2 separate regions of the Homo sapiens genome follow, and region 2 is linked to region 1. Evidence: read pairs that join two places in POLR2A ChIA-PET (ENCODE). Cell type or tissue: GM12878. All regions are shown on one strand. Links, peaks and the distances in the headings refer to the core of each region. The heading gives the core; the rest is flanking DNA. Region 1 overlaps MGST3 (microsomal glutathione S-transferase 3). Region 2 overlaps LRRC52-AS1 (LRRC52 antisense RNA 1).

Region 1 (4,398 bases), core at 326-4,325:
CAGGCTGTCCTCTAGATGGTTCTATCTTATACTTCCCTCAACAGTGTAGAAGAGGGAAAACTAGGTACTTTTAACTACAGTTATGTGTTCACTCATGATGGAGATATGTTCTGAGAAATGTGTTAGGTGATTTTGTCATTGTGAGAATATCGTACAGTGTACTTACACAAACCTAGACAGTATAACCTACTACACACCCAGGCTATATAGTCTAGCCTATTGCTTCTAGGCTGCAAACATGTACAGCATGTTACTGTACTGAATACCATAGGCAATTGTAACATAGTGGTATGTATTTGTGTGTCTAAAGATATCTAAAAACTTAGAAAAGATCCAGTAACAATATGGTATAAAAGACAAAAAATGGTACACCTGTAGAAGGCACTTACCATGAATGGAGCCTGCAGGACTGGAAGTTGCTCTGGATGAGTCAGTGAGTGAGTGGTGAGTGTGAAGGCCTAGGGCATTTCTGTACACTGCTGCAGACCTTACGTACACTGTATACTTAGGCTACACTACATTCATTTTTTAATATTTTATCTTCAATAATAAGTTAAACTAGATTACTGAAGCTTTTTTACTATAATTTTTAAACTTTTGAATCTTTTGTGACAATACTTAGCTTAAAACACTAATACATTGTAACTGCATAAAAATTGTTTCTTTGTTTTTTGTTTTCTTTTGTTTTTTTCTTGAGACAGAGTCTTGCTGGGTCTCCCAGCCTGGAGTGCAGTGGTGCAATCTCGGCTCACTGCAACCTCCACCTCCCGGATTCAAGCAGTTCTCCTGCCTCAGCCTCCCGAGCAGCTGGGATTACAGGCACTCATCACCTCGCCCAGCTAATTTTTTTATATTTTTAGTAGAAACAGGGTTTCACCATGTTGGCCAGGCTGGTTTTGAACTCCTGACCTCAAGTGATCTGCTTGCCCTGGCGTCCCAAAGTGCTGGGATTACAGGTGTGAGCCACCATGCCCGGCCAAAAATTGTTTCTTCATATCCTTATTCTATAAGATTTTTTTTTCTATGTTTTAAATACTTTTTTTATTTTTAAAGAAGCAACACCATTCAGTTCAGAACACCCATACTGACTTTGAGCTGATGGCCTTTGTAGGTTTCTAACTGGAAGTGAAATTTTTTCTATTTTTAAAACTTTCTTTTTATTTCATAGTTACTTTTTAAGCTTTTTTTGTTAAAAATTAAGACACAAACACACACCTTATCCTAGGCCTATACAGGGTCAGGATCATCAGTATCCGTCTTCTGCCTCCACATCTTGCCCCAGTGGAAGGTCACATGGACACACCTGCCATGTGTGGAGCTGTCCTCTCCTATGGTAACAAGGCCTTCTGGAATACCTCAGGGAGGACCTGCTTGCACCTGTTTTACAGTTAACATTTTTTTTTAATAAGTAGAAGGAATACACTATAATGCTAAAAAGTATAGTATAGTAACTACATAAACCAGTAACTGTCACTTATGATCATTATCAAGTGTTATGTGCTGTACATAATTATACATGCTATACTTTTATATGACTGGCAGCGCAGTAGGTTTGTTTACACCAGCATCACCACAAACATGTGGATGATACAGTGTACTACGATGTTACAATGGCACAGTGGCTATGATGTCACTAAGCAATAGGAATGTTTCAGCTCCATTACAGTCTTATGGGGCCATTGTTAAATATGCAGTCCATCACTGAAACGCATGGCTGCATGTGGTAGAAGGTTTCAATTCATAAATATTAATTTATACTGCTGGTTTATGACTAACCCAGGAAACTGCATAATGATTAACAAATGCTACGATATAACCAAGTGAATTGCAAAGTCATCTACACCTGTATTAAAGTTCAGCTCAGAAAGGACTGTTTGGACTGTGTGTATCTAGCACTACGTAGAAGAGAAAGTCAAGGGCAAAGTTCCCACTCTCAAGAACTTTATCTTGTTGGGTTCATGAAAGGGTTTCTGGTGACACAGAGTAGGTATATAATCAGCAAAATGTGGTCTGCGGTTCAAATGAGTGCTCATGCCAGAGATTGGTTGGGTGCCAGCTATCAGTTCTTCCACCCTGTCCCTGGAAGCTATCTGCTACCTCTGGGGCTGGCACAACCCAGGGTGTGGCTGCGACTGCCTAGGGTGTGGCCACTGTGAACTGAGCTGCATCCCCTTCCTGGTGCACACCCGCACACACAAAAGTCACTCTCTAAGGAGTGGGAATATCTATCTCTTCGCCTTGGAATCTTCAGAAAATAATGATGTAGCAAATGATAGTTTTTTTGAATGTTGATTTAATTAAGCTGATTCTTTCTTTGAAAGAGAAGATTTAATGATTTTTCACTCCCTATTGCATTTATGTTTTCCACAACTACGACAAGAGTTTTCTCTGTGTTCTGAATTCTTCTTTCTTAAGATTTCTCTTTCTGGATTAGTCATAAACCAGTCTTTCTTAAATACATTCAGTTTCTTCCCTGGTTTCAATAGATATTGAGGGAAGAAACGGAAACCTGAATTGGTTAGATGCATACTTTATACCAGACACTGTGCCAGATGATAGAGATTATTTCAGGTGTGTATTCAGGGGACGGGGTGCGTGGTGGTGGTCATTCTGAAAGACACCTGCAGTTGCAGCTCAAATCATTTATTCCGTAAGTATCTATGAGCGTGCACACTGTGCTTGACATGGAAGATGCCAGACAAACGTGGTCCTGCTCTGTTTTAAGTGAAGGTTGTTATGGTGTATAAAGCAGGACACCTCACTTGGTAGGAGTGCAAGGAGGTATCAGGGAGGGCTGTTCTGCTGCCCTTCTCGCAGGCAGCTTTTCAGGCATTGCTCCTGCACCTATGCAGACGTGTCCATGGCTCGTGCGGGGGACCCTCAGGGAGAACAGTCACGCTGCTGCCCCAGGCACTTGCACTGTCCCTATGACTGAGTATGCATCCTCTGCAAACCACTGCTGTAGCATCAGACTCTGGGTACCCTTACTGTGAATTCACTGCCTTTCCAAGGTCCTAACTGTTGCTGGCTCTGCTTGTCATCATCCAGATTCATAACGCCATACATACCTTAACAAAGTGTGAGGAGAGTAACTTTCACTAGGGTGCAAATGCCCATCAAGTTTAACCTCACAGATTGCATTTATACTTTAAAAGAGGAGCTCAGTAGTAAATATTAATTTGTAATTATAGATTCTAACTGTGGATTGTAGAGCAGTTGCTTTGCTGTGACAGGCATCTATGCAAGAGGCACTTCTCTTATCTTGCCATCTACCTACCCTAGCCTCTTAAAATTAAGAAAAATAGAAGTCAGTGACTAAGCCACCAAATTTGAATGTGTTACCTGGGCTAGCTGGAGTGTTTTGGGGGAGAATTCTAAAACCTGCTCTGGTCTTAGCTCTGCCCTCATTTACTGAGCCTCTATTTCCTTTTCTATAAAGTGGAGCTAATAGGAGTTTTGTGAAGAGTAAAAGTGAGCTGAAAAGTGCTGGGCTGACACAAGGTAGCCCTGCACATAGCCAGGGAGCCCAGCATCCTGTCCAAAGATTAGAGTCTGAAAGCTCACTCTACTGATTTGCAAACTTTAACCTAAAGCAAATATGCTTAATTTTATTGTCCTTACATTTATTGCTTCTGAGAGACACCTTTTTTTTTTTTTAAGGCAAGGTCTTGCTCTGTTGCCCCATGCTGCAGTGAGGTGGTGCAATCATAGCTCACTACAGCCTCAGCCTCCTGGGCTCAGGTGATCCTCCCACTTCAGCCTCCTGAGTAGACATGAGAGTCTCCCTGTGTGGCCCAGGCTGCCTGGCCTCAAGTGTTCCTTCCACCTTGGCCTCCCAAATTGTTGGGACTGTAGGTGTGAGCCACCATGCTTAGGTGGCAGCTTTATTTTAAATGACCTGTTTGCCCCAGATGTGTTGAATTTAAGGATAGGCTGGAGGTTCAGTCATTTTTATTTATTTTCAAAGAGGTGTTCAGAATTCACACTCTGTTTTTCTTTTAATAACTACTGTGGCTTCCTCCTCATGCTGACTTTCTACACTTGGGAAGAGAATGTGGGCAAGGAAGCTTGGAGGGAAGCCAGAGACTCCTTGCTCTCTGCAGCTGCACAGACAGGCCAGGATCTGCTGACCTGTGGAACCAGCCCGCTGCAGTGTGTGCCCCCCAGCCCCCGGAGGGGCAGCGGGCATGCCTCAGAGAGCAGCTCAGAGTGAAGACGGTAGAAGGGGAAAACTGATGAGAATTATTGTGAATCATGGTGGGGAGGAGGGGTTTTAAGAAGTTAGGCCTGTTAGGCTGGGTGCGGTGGCTCACACCTGTAATCCCAGCACTTTGGGAGGCCGAGGTGGGTGGATCATCTGAGCTCAGGAGTTCAAGAATAGCCTGGCCAACATGGCAA
Region 2 (4,398 bases), core at 251-4,250, 110 kb before region 1:
TATACTGGGAGAAGTAGCCAGGCTTTGTGGCACAAGCTGGCCCAGTCACCTACTGGGACCACCACTAAAATAGTGGGACCTTGGCTCGAATGCTAAGCCCAGTCTTGAAGGAGCTAACAGCTGGAGTCAAGGTGTTTCTGGAAGGGGAAGCTGAGTGGTCCACAACTGTATCTGCATAGAATAAAGGCTGGGAATGTACCAAAATGTTAATAGTGATAATGGAATTATGCATTAAACTTATTTTCCTTTTTGTACTTTTCTATATTTTTCATGTTTTTGCAGAAAGCATAATAATCACAAAAAAAGTATTATACTCAGAAAAATAGGATTTTTTAATTTTAAAATGAGGACTATCTAGGGATTTCTGTGTTCCTTAGTCTCTCTTACTTCCATCTTCACCCATCCTTTGAGAGTGGTAGTCCTAATGTATTCATATTAATAGTTTGCTTAGAGACATTTGTGTTGACATTATTTCCAGAATAAGACAAAGCCTTAAATTACACACACATACACACACAGAGTACTGCTTTTGGTTTGCTTTCTGTGGTCTTGTTTTTCTTCAAGTTTTATAAGGAAGTTTCCAGTTTCTCTCTCATTGTTGGACTGCATTGGAAGAAACAGAAAGAGTATGGGTGGGCAAAGATGGGAGTTTACATTTACTGCCTGCTACATACAGGGCAAGAGTAGGAGTTTTACAAAAAACAAGGTCCAGAGTCAAGTATGTAGCCACACATCTAGTAAAAGCTGGAGACAAAATTCACTCCAGTCAGTTTGGTCTCAAATCTTTGCTCATTCATCTATCTCTAGTGCCTTCAATCAAGAAATATCCATATCCTGCAGCTCAGCAAATTTGGCAAAGCTGATCATCAGAAACGCCATTGCATGCACTGTGGAGTTCTGCCAAGAGTGGGCAGAAAGTCAAGAGACTTGTTTTCTAACCCTGGCTATGTTCAAGGTATCAGATGACTTTGGACAATTTGTTTTCTTGCTCGTGGAGGCAGTGGCTGGGGCTAGTGGTTTCAAAAGGGCTTTCCTGCCCTTAACCTCTGACTCTCTCAATATTCATTTATTTGTGCATTACATATGCAATTAATACATTCATTTATATATGTATATAATGCTCTCAGCAAGCCAGTGCTATTGCCATGCCACATCTAAATAACTCATGAATGCATTCTGCTTCTATAGAAAATTGAGATCTTTAAATAGTTCCCTGCTATTGCCTCACCCAGAACTACTGATAAAGACAACTGCATTCACTGCAGCATTATTTACCAGCCAAAGACTGGCAACAATTCAAACACCAGTGGATAGAGGACTAATTAAATAAGCTATGGCACAGCGTTGCAATGGAATACTATGCAGACATATGAAAGATTTAGCGGACTTAGCCAATACTATCTAGGCTGGGCTTCTGGGACACCATATTCTCATATTTCCCTCCTCCCTGATTGGCTGTCCCATCTCAGTCACCTGTGTCAGACCTTCTTCCTCTTCCCAACATCTAAATGTGAAAAGGACCCAGGAATCAGTCCCTGGTCTTCTTCTGTCTATATTCTCTCTCTACATTCAATCCCAAAGTTTAAAATAGTGTCTGATGATACCCAAACTTCTATCTCCAACTCTAGTCTAAGCCATGCCCTCTAAACTAAACATCTCATTGCTTCCTGAATATTGTATTCATTAATATTTGAGTGCCTATTAAGGGCCAGGCACTGACTGTTCTAGGCACTGAAATTACAGCAGTGGAAAAACAAGACAAAGTCTCAGCCCTCCTTAACATTCCAGCAGCAATAACAGAAAATAAACAAGGGAATGGTAATTATGTTCTATAATGCCAGGTAGTGCTAAGTGCTGTGAGGGAAAATAAAAACAGTAAGAAGACGTAAGTGATGGGAGCTCTTTGAGATGGGATGACCAGGGAGGGCCAGTCTGGGGAGGTGACATACAGGAGTGACGCATGCCAAGGACAGGGTGGACGAGCCTTCCAGGTGAGGAGAACAACACGGACAAAGGTCCCAGGATGGGGACGTGTTGGCACATTAGAGAAACAGGAAGGAGGCCAGTGTGGCTAAGCAGAGTGAGACACGGGAGTCAGGGGAGAGGACATCACAGCAATGGACAGGGGACGAGCCCATGTGGCCCTGTGACCATGGCAAGGAGTTTAATTAATGAATATGTGTCCTGGTATAGAACAATTTCTAAGATGTATTGTTCCATGAAACAGCAAAGTGCAACTGTTGCTTAGACTCCTTCTGGAAGGACACACAAGAAATTGTAAAAGGTGGTTGCCTCTGGGAATGGACACCAAGGGGGAGCCAGTAACAGAGAAACCTATTTTTCAATGATAATTTTTTGTACTGTATTAAATTATCCCCAGGGACATGAATTATTTTTTTCAATTTATAAAAATCTCCTTCTATCTGGTCACTGGTGGTGTTCTAACTGGCCCAGTGGACTAAGCCACATTTGCCTTATCAATAGAACTCCTCAGCCTCATCTATTGCCTCCCAGGGTCCCTAAGCTTTTCAAGTTCACTTTGTTATCTGAATGGAGATCACCGCATCCTGTAGGTTTGTTTTTGTTTCATTTTGTTTTGCAGGAGGGAGGTTCCTCACCTCCAAGACCAAAGACCAGAGTCTGTCCTTCTCCTGAGCTCTCAGTGGCTCTTCTGTGGAAGGATACTTCTCCACTCCCGTCCCAAGGAATCTGAGAGCTTTGCTGTCCCCAGGTTACAGTGTCCGCTCCTCTCCCAGTGGCTCCTGGATGTTCTAGACCTCACGCAGCCAATTCCAGGGTGCACCACTCACATTAGTTTAGACAATACTATTTTTAAAGGACAGCTAGAATGTTTAGGAGGAGAAGGAGCTGTTTCACATGCCACTGTTTGTCCCTGGCCTGGCCCCCGCAGAACTTGAGACCCAAAGCCATAGCTGTCTTGATTCACAGATGAGGAAACAAGTTTATGGAGTGCAATACTTGTCTAAAGTTGCATAGTGAGTTTATGAAAGAATCAGGACTAAAATTCAGGTCCCCAGATTTCCAGTTCCAGGCTCTTTCCAGCTAGATCTCCCACCCCAATCCTAAGTCCAATCCAATTAGCCTTTTCCGTGGCTCCATGCTTGACTTTCAGCAGGAGCTGAAGCAAGAAGAGGGAGGAGGAGAATGAGTTGCCCAGCCAAGGCAGTTTCCGGAGCCTCCGAAGGGGCACTGGCCTCTCATGGATTTGGCAAATGCTAGAGGCCAGCTCATGAACACTCCTGGGTCTTTTAAGGACACCCTAGTAATCTCCTCGGACCTTCTTTGCAGACCTCAACACACACATGATTTCCCTCTCATGCTCTAAAAAAAAGAATCAGAGTCAGTTGTACTTTAAGTTGCCTGCAGAAACCTCATACCAAAAAAAAAAAAAAAAAAAAAAAAGGATGGGGGTTGATAATTTCTTTCTTTTTTTTTTTTTTTTGTATTGAGACAAGGTTCTCCCTATGTTGCCCTGGCTGGTCTCAAACTCCTGAGCTCAAGGGTTCCAACCGCTTCAGCTTCCCAAAGTGCTGGAATTACAGGCCATCGCACCCAGCCGGAGGTTGGTAATTGTAAAAGCAAAGATCAAATGATCAAATAAAGCAACACTTCTCTTTGGTAATGCATGATCATAAAGAGGAATGTTTAAAAAGACACCAAGGACATAAGATCCCATTTTTAATGAATTTATTCATCCAAGGTTACACACTCACACACACTCACCTGTCCTAGTCAGAATGCACCACAAGATTTGAGAATGACAGGTCTGATAGGAGAGAATCAAGAGGAAGCTTTAAGAGTAGCCTTCCTGTAACACCCCCAAGAAAGTTCATTGTCAAGAGCTTTTATCCAGTGCAGGGGATGACAGTGTCATGCAATCCAGCATTGTGTGCAGATAGATTACCTGCATCACGTATGCTTTGTGTGGCAATGCTGCAGGTCTGTATCCACACAGCTGTGTCCCAGCCTCATTCACATGGAGGGTCCTGAACATACATAGACTTTGACTGCTTCATGCAGAAACCTTACCAGTTGCTCTTGCTGTGCTTAGAACCATGGATATCTGAACAGCTTCTGAGGATAACCTTAGCCGAGCAGCTCTTTTGGAATTATGGGTCTGGCTCTAACCTCTGACAGTACTCAGAATAACAAACCATTTCTAACTTACCAGCAAATTAGTAATTCTTACTGCAGTTGCTATTTCTTTGGGGGAATGTATATTATTATATTATTTTGGATTGCTATTTTATTAATAATTCATAACCATAAAATGAAATGAAAATAATAGCTACTATCTTTTATTGAACACTTTTCTGTATGCCAGGTGCCCTTTTAATCAAATGGCCTGAATAGCTCATTTAATGTTCAAAGCAATCT

Evidence for each region. ChIA-PET counts read pairs that join two places held together with the same protein. Peaks named below come from ENCODE experiments on the same cell type or tissue, not always from the same donor. Only the 100,000 strongest peaks of a DNase experiment are listed, where the experiment ranks them.
Region 2: POLR2A ChIA-PET joins it to region 1 with 5 read pairs; 2 of 35 experiments call an interaction of 5 or more read pairs at or near these places.

Annotation. Positions count from the first base shown.
Region 1 is chr1:165,644,083-165,648,480 of GRCh38, forward strand. All of the region lies in intron 1 of MGST3 (microsomal glutathione S-transferase 3), which reads left to right. Among named protein-coding and RNA genes, the nearest start is that of MGST3, 15 kb to the left of the region's middle. In GM12878, for the core only: no CTCF peak of the experiment used is centred there; a DNase peak (open chromatin) is centred at 1,942.
Region 2 is chr1:165,530,278-165,534,675 of GRCh38, forward strand. All of the region lies in intron 3 of LRRC52-AS1 (LRRC52 antisense RNA 1), which reads right to left. Among named protein-coding and RNA genes, the nearest start is that of LRRC52, 12 kb to the right of the region's middle. In GM12878, for the core only: no CTCF peak of the experiment used is centred there; no DNase peak of the experiment used is centred there.